Linked DNA regions of Homo sapiens: region 1 is linked to region 2. A link is a loop called in an ENCODE intact Hi-C map of the cell type or tissue named here. Cell type or tissue: breast epithelium. All regions are shown on one strand. Links, peaks and the distances in the headings refer to the core of each region. The heading gives the core; the rest is flanking DNA.

Evidence for each region. A loop is a pair of places that touch in the nucleus more often than their neighbours do. Peaks named below come from ENCODE experiments on the same cell type or tissue, not always from the same donor. Only the 100,000 strongest peaks of a DNase experiment are listed, where the experiment ranks them.
Region 1: it touches region 2 in a loop (18-fold over the local background); 21 of 110 quality-filtered maps call a loop at or near these places.

Annotation. Positions count from the first base shown.
Region 1 is chr3:150,391,219-150,394,139 of GRCh38, forward strand. No RefSeq gene overlaps it. Among named protein-coding and RNA genes, the nearest start is that of TSC22D2, 16 kb to the right of the region's middle. In breast epithelium, for the core only: no CTCF peak of the experiment used is centred there; no DNase peak of the experiment used is centred there.
Region 2 is chr3:150,756,284-150,759,204 of GRCh38, forward strand. The region is part of intron 1 of SIAH2 (siah E3 ubiquitin protein ligase 2); the gene reads right to left. Among named protein-coding and RNA genes, the nearest start is that of SIAH2-AS1, 4.2 kb to the right of the region's middle. In breast epithelium, for the core only: no CTCF peak of the experiment used is centred there; no DNase peak of the experiment used is centred there; H3K27ac peaks cover 843 bases.

The sequences.
Region 1 (2,921 bases), core at 111-2,610, 370 kb before region 2:
TGAGCTGGCATTTGACTTGGGGTCTGTGTGTCTACAAATCCAGTGCTTTGTCTTCACACCACACCACTGCTGGAGGCCTACAGAATTATAAGGAACCCAAATGAGACAGGGAAATGCACACAACCTTACTCTATAACTGCACCTAAACCATGCCAGGCTATTGAGTGTTGACTGCTAGTCCCCCCATAGCTCCAGGAAAGGGAATGACTCATCTGTTTAGAAACTCCCATACAACAATCCTTACTAGAACTTACCACTAAACCAAAATCTTGAGTTTGTAAATACAACAAGCAGTTGTCATCACCCTGAGACAAAACAAATTTCCTTACTTTTGGTGATTATTAGGTCCTTAAATATATTTTATGTAGTTAAATAATTTAATTTATTTTTGTTTGCCTTAACCAAAGTTATACAAGCTCATGGTTTAAATAAGCTTTAAATAAGGTTTGATATAAAAAATAATGGTCCCTTGTACCTCCTCTCAATATATTTCTCTCCACTCCAAAGGCGGCCACATTCAATGTTTTCAGCAATTTTGTTTTGTTCGTTTGATTAATTTGTTGGTTGGTAGTTTTGATGTTTACTTCCACAACTTTTTAATGCTATATTTGCTTATGTTACTAATTTGATTTTTCAAGTGTAGGCATTTTCCGTGACTTCTCACTGTGAAATACAAGGGCACAGCTTTCTTTCACCACCCTCTCCCACCCCATCCCACACATCCACCCTTCCCATCTTTTCATCTACTTACTATCTTTACATCAAAATTTTGATTAGATTAATACTTAGTATTTATGTTAGTTATAGTGAAGCTCTGTAGTATATATAATTCTTCTTTTTGTTTTGGCCAAAACTTTTGCTTCCCTGGAGTTGGTTTTTGTTGGTTTTAGCAAATATTCTCTGTGTATATCACTAATTTAACCCCAAACTCTCCATCAAATGCTTAACATTTTTTCTTTCTTTTCTTTCTCTCTTTCTTCCTCTTTCCTTCCTTCCTTCTTTCTCTTTCCATTTTTCTTTATTTTTCTTTCTCTCCTTCTTTCTTTTGAGATGGGGGTCTTGCTATGATGCCCAGGCTAGAGTGCAGTGGCTATTCAAAAGCATGATCATAGTGTACTGCAGCCTAGAACTTCCAGGCTCAAGCCACTTTCCTGCCTCAGCCTCTCAATTAACTGGGATTACAGGCATGTGTTACCATGCCCTTTTTCTTAAAATATTCAGATGCATCAGGAATTCTTTTATTTTTACCCTCCTGAAAAATATCTCCCCTTACACCTTATAACATGCATTACCTGGACAGATGGCCCTGGACACCAGGTGCACACTTGCTACCTGGGACGTCCCTTGCTTATGTCCTGGGAACTCCCTTTGCCTGTCTCTTGTATTCATTGCCTTCCTTTATATTGGCTTCATATCCTCATTTTGGTGGAGCACATCCTTGAGTAGCTTCTGAGAATGAAAACATGAGAGGTAAAATATTTTGAGACCTTACATGACTAAAATTCAACTTATTTTCTATGTTTTCACATTCCTAAATTTCTAACCTTTAATTATTTTCTATATTCTCTAAATCTCATACAATTTGTTACAAATCTCTTAAACTGGTGGGACTGAGACTGACCATAGTATTCCAGTAATAGTCTGAAGAATGTAATACAAGAATTATTAATACTTTGTGATTCTGAATTTGGTCTTCTAAATTCCTCCCTGACACAGTTGCATACTGCAGTTACAGTGCATTTGTCTTTTCTCCCCACATGTGTTCCTATTTAGGATCAACACCTCTCAATTTTTCTAAGGTCATTTTAAATTCCATTCTTATGTTCTGAAGTGCTAATAACCCTGTCTCTTAACATCAGCCATACTGAGCTTCATAAATATCATAAAAATTACTGATAAAGTACACAATATATAATACTTCTAGACCCTCAAACCTGCTGCCATTACTTCTAATGGCCAATTTAAAATGATTCCAAACCACTAAATAATGAGAAAGCTTGACACATATGACCAAATTATTTCTTCATAAAGAAAAGAATGTTTTGTGGTTGAGTATCAAGATGTCTGAGTTCTGGGGGATTTATCCTATTGTTTTTCCAAGGGTGTTCAGCCTCTACCTTTCAAAGGCAATCTCTTTCCTTATTTAAAAAATTAGGCAGCATATATAGCTCTTTTTCCATACCACAAGCATTCATCCTGTTAATACTAAACAGGTTTATAATTACAGAGGCAGCAAGGCATAGTGAAAGAGTACTTACTTCAAGAGTAAGAAGACTAATGCTAGTAATGCTTTCCTATGATCCAATATTTGTTGGAGATATTATCCATCAAATATGTTTGATGGATTTATTAATCCATCAAATAGGTGCTCAAATGGAACACCTATTATGTGCCAGGTACTGTGCTAGGTACTGGAACTACAGAATGAAAAAGATAGACATGGTCCCAGTCCTTGTTTAAGGGACAACAGATACTGGGCAAGTAATAACAAGTTGAGCATTATAACTTAACCTCCATGAGACTCAGTTTCCTGTGTAAAATAAGGAAAATAATAACTGCACCCCATATGTTCAAATGAGGTCATATTGTAGAAAAAACTTTATAAGCTCTCTTTTTCCAGATGAACTACAGGCATCTTCTACTAGCTTTTGATTTTCCAGAGCCACAGAGCATATCTTACTTATCTTTGTAATCTCAGCAAGTGGTGCAGTGCTTGTCAAGTTAGCAGGACTCAACACGTGTCTGCTGAGCAAGCAACAACTCCAGAAGAAGACAAATCCATATTTTTACACAATTAAAAGCCTTTTCATTTTCTTGCCAAGATTATCCACCCATTCATGAATTTATGAACATTATTAGTAGAAAAGCATAAAGTAAGACTACAGTAAAATGTTTCCAGTTAGCATGTATTCATCATCAAA
Region 2 (2,921 bases), core at 139-2,638:
AGCAATACACAGTGGCTCCAAATGCTGGCACTGGTACACAGTTTAGCAAATGTGTATCTGCTACGTGCCCCTTTCAAGGAGTGAGGACCTTATGGGTTTGAATAAGAACGGCCATGTCTCACAAATTTTGTCAGAAGCAAAATCTGATGCTTAAGACATTTTACAGTGAAGCCTCACTATATTCATGTATACAGTACTTTTTAATGGGGCTTCAAAAAACAGCTCTACCACAGAACGGGAGAGTCTATCCCAATCTTGGGCTGGTATTTTATAGGCCAGACCTGCTGTAACTTTTGGTAAGCCTCTGTTCTGGTTATACTAAGGCTCAACTTTCACTGATAACTATTTACTCTAGTTCCAGGTCATGGTGACCTGTGAAAAATCTTTGGCCAGTTATGTGTGGAATTACCATTAAGCTTAAGTACTGCCATATAGTATTCTAATGCTTCTGCTTTATACAAAAAGTAAACTACAACGAAAGGTGTATTATCAATTTTGTTCTTTAAAATCTTGAGCCCCGGAGTTAATGTATGTGGACTCTGGTCCTTGCCAGTTCACTCTGTGCTTTTATGGGCCAACCTTGCCCATGTCAGGCAGTAGTGAGGACTTCAGGGACAACTTCCAAAGTAAATAGTTTTGTGTTAGGAGAATTCTGGGGGTTAGGAAGAAATTTTTGAAAGTATTTTTGGCTAATCGGCTTGTGCTTCCTGCTTCCAGGTGATCCCCCATTGCAACCTTCCAACCACCCCAATACCCCCCATATTCCATTCCATATGGTGAAGCAAAAGCCCTCAACAGCACTTCTAATCTGATTTCCAAGCACCCACTAACTAGGCGTCATCTCCGTTCTTTCTAATGGATGAACAAACAGGGTCAGGGAAGTATGTGACTGGACCAAAGTCACACAAAGCCAGGACGAGAACCCAGGTCTTCTGTTTCCTGGCTCACGTTCTTTTCACTGGGACCGCTTACTATATTTTAAAATTTTAGGGTAAGAAAGAACCTTGGGATAATCATTTAGTCCAATCCCTTCTCTTAAAGACCCTCAGGTGCAAAAAAGAAACTGACCTGTATAGAGTCAAACATCTAGTCACAAGGCCATCATCTGAGGGTTCCTGATGGCCAGAAAATAATATTCTCTTGGCAAAATGAAGATGAAAAGAAAACAAGCTACAAAATCACCAACAGTTAGGGCCTAACAGAGTTCCAAAGTTCATGTATGGCAAGAGTTAAATGAGAACTTCCAGGCTCAAGGAATGCTTCTACAAGAGAATCAGATCAGAGGCTGCATGCTGGCAGCTGGAATTTGGCCTGGAGACGTGGTGGTTCGCTTTGTCTGCAAGTGGTGGTTATACATGTGAAGTCAGCCAATGCTAGAAAAAAAATCGAGATATTTAACATAAAAAAAAAATCCAGGCTGGGCACGGTGGCTCACACTTGTAATCCCAGCACTTTGGGGGGCCGAGATAGGAGGATTGCTTGAGCTCAGGAGTATCAAGACCAGCCTGGGCAACATAGTGAGATGACATCTCTTAAAGGAAAAAAAAAAGATCCAGATTTCTGGCTTTTCTTGAAAAAAATCTAAAGGTCTGATATGCCTGTACCCACATCCCCAACCCCACCAATCAGCCAGAGGTGAGTAAAGGCTGCCTCTTGGGAGGTGGCACCTGTTCTCTGGCTCTCCACCATCTCCACTGCTCCTCCAGGTCTCCCTGACCCTGAGGCCATGAGTGCATCAAATACTTCTCTCCTCTCCTCTCCTCTCATTACATGGCCCTCCTCCCATTTAGAAAGTTTGTCTCCACTGAACTAGATGAGGCCAAGGGATTTTAAACTTTCAACTGTTTTGTCTAACCTTACTTGGTTTTATGTTATTTTTTATTTTTTTAAGGAACACAGACATTGTCACAATTCAACCACAGAGAAGACTTGTCCAGCTGAGGCTTTCAAATTCAATAATTATTTGGAGATATGCTACTAGAAACTTTCAGAGAGGACAAAGAAAAGGTATCATTACAGTGTAAGAAGGCTGGAGTGGATTAGCATTGCTCACAGTTGTAGAGAGAAATACTTGGCTGATATCAAAATACATCGTTGGATGGTAAAGTAGACTATGTTGTTGATATGAATGTGTCAACCTTCACTTCTCCCCCTAAACCCACACACTGAAGGGGTGAGTTTAAGTCTGGGCACAGGATGTCAAAAGTTCTCAGGCATGGAACAAGCCACAGAATGGATTAAAAAATACCCCAAGCGGAAGAAAGCCATACACTATTAGACATTCCATTTTTTTTTTTTTTTTTTTGACACAGAGTCTTGCTCTGTCACCCAGGCTGGAGTGCAGTGGCACAATCTCAGCTCACTGCAACCTCCACCTCCTGGGTTCAAGCGATTCTCCTGCCGCAGCCTCCTGAGTAGCTGGGATTACAGGTGCCTGCCACCACACCTGGCTATTTTTTTTTTTTTTTTTTTTAATGAGACTGAGTTTCACTCTTGTTGCCCAGGCTGGAATGCAATGACGTGATCTTGGCTCACTGCAACCTCTGCCTCCCGGGTTCAAGCAATTCTCCTGCCTCAGTCTCCTGAGTAGCTGATATTACAGGCATGTGCCACCATGCCCAGCTAACTTTTTTGTATTTTTAGTAGAAACGGGGTTTCTCCATGTTGGTCAGGCTGGTCTCAAACTCCTGACCTCAGGTGATCCACCCACCTCAGCCTCCCAAAGTGCTGGGATTACAGACGTGAGCCACTGCGCCTGGCCCTAATTTTTGTATTTTTAGTAGAGACAGGGTTTCACTATGTTGTCCAGGCTGGTCTCGAACTCCTGACCTCAGGTGATCTGCTCACCTCTGCCTCCCAAAGTGCTGGGATTACAGGCATGAGTCACCACACCCAAAGATCTGAGCTAATAATGCATCCGG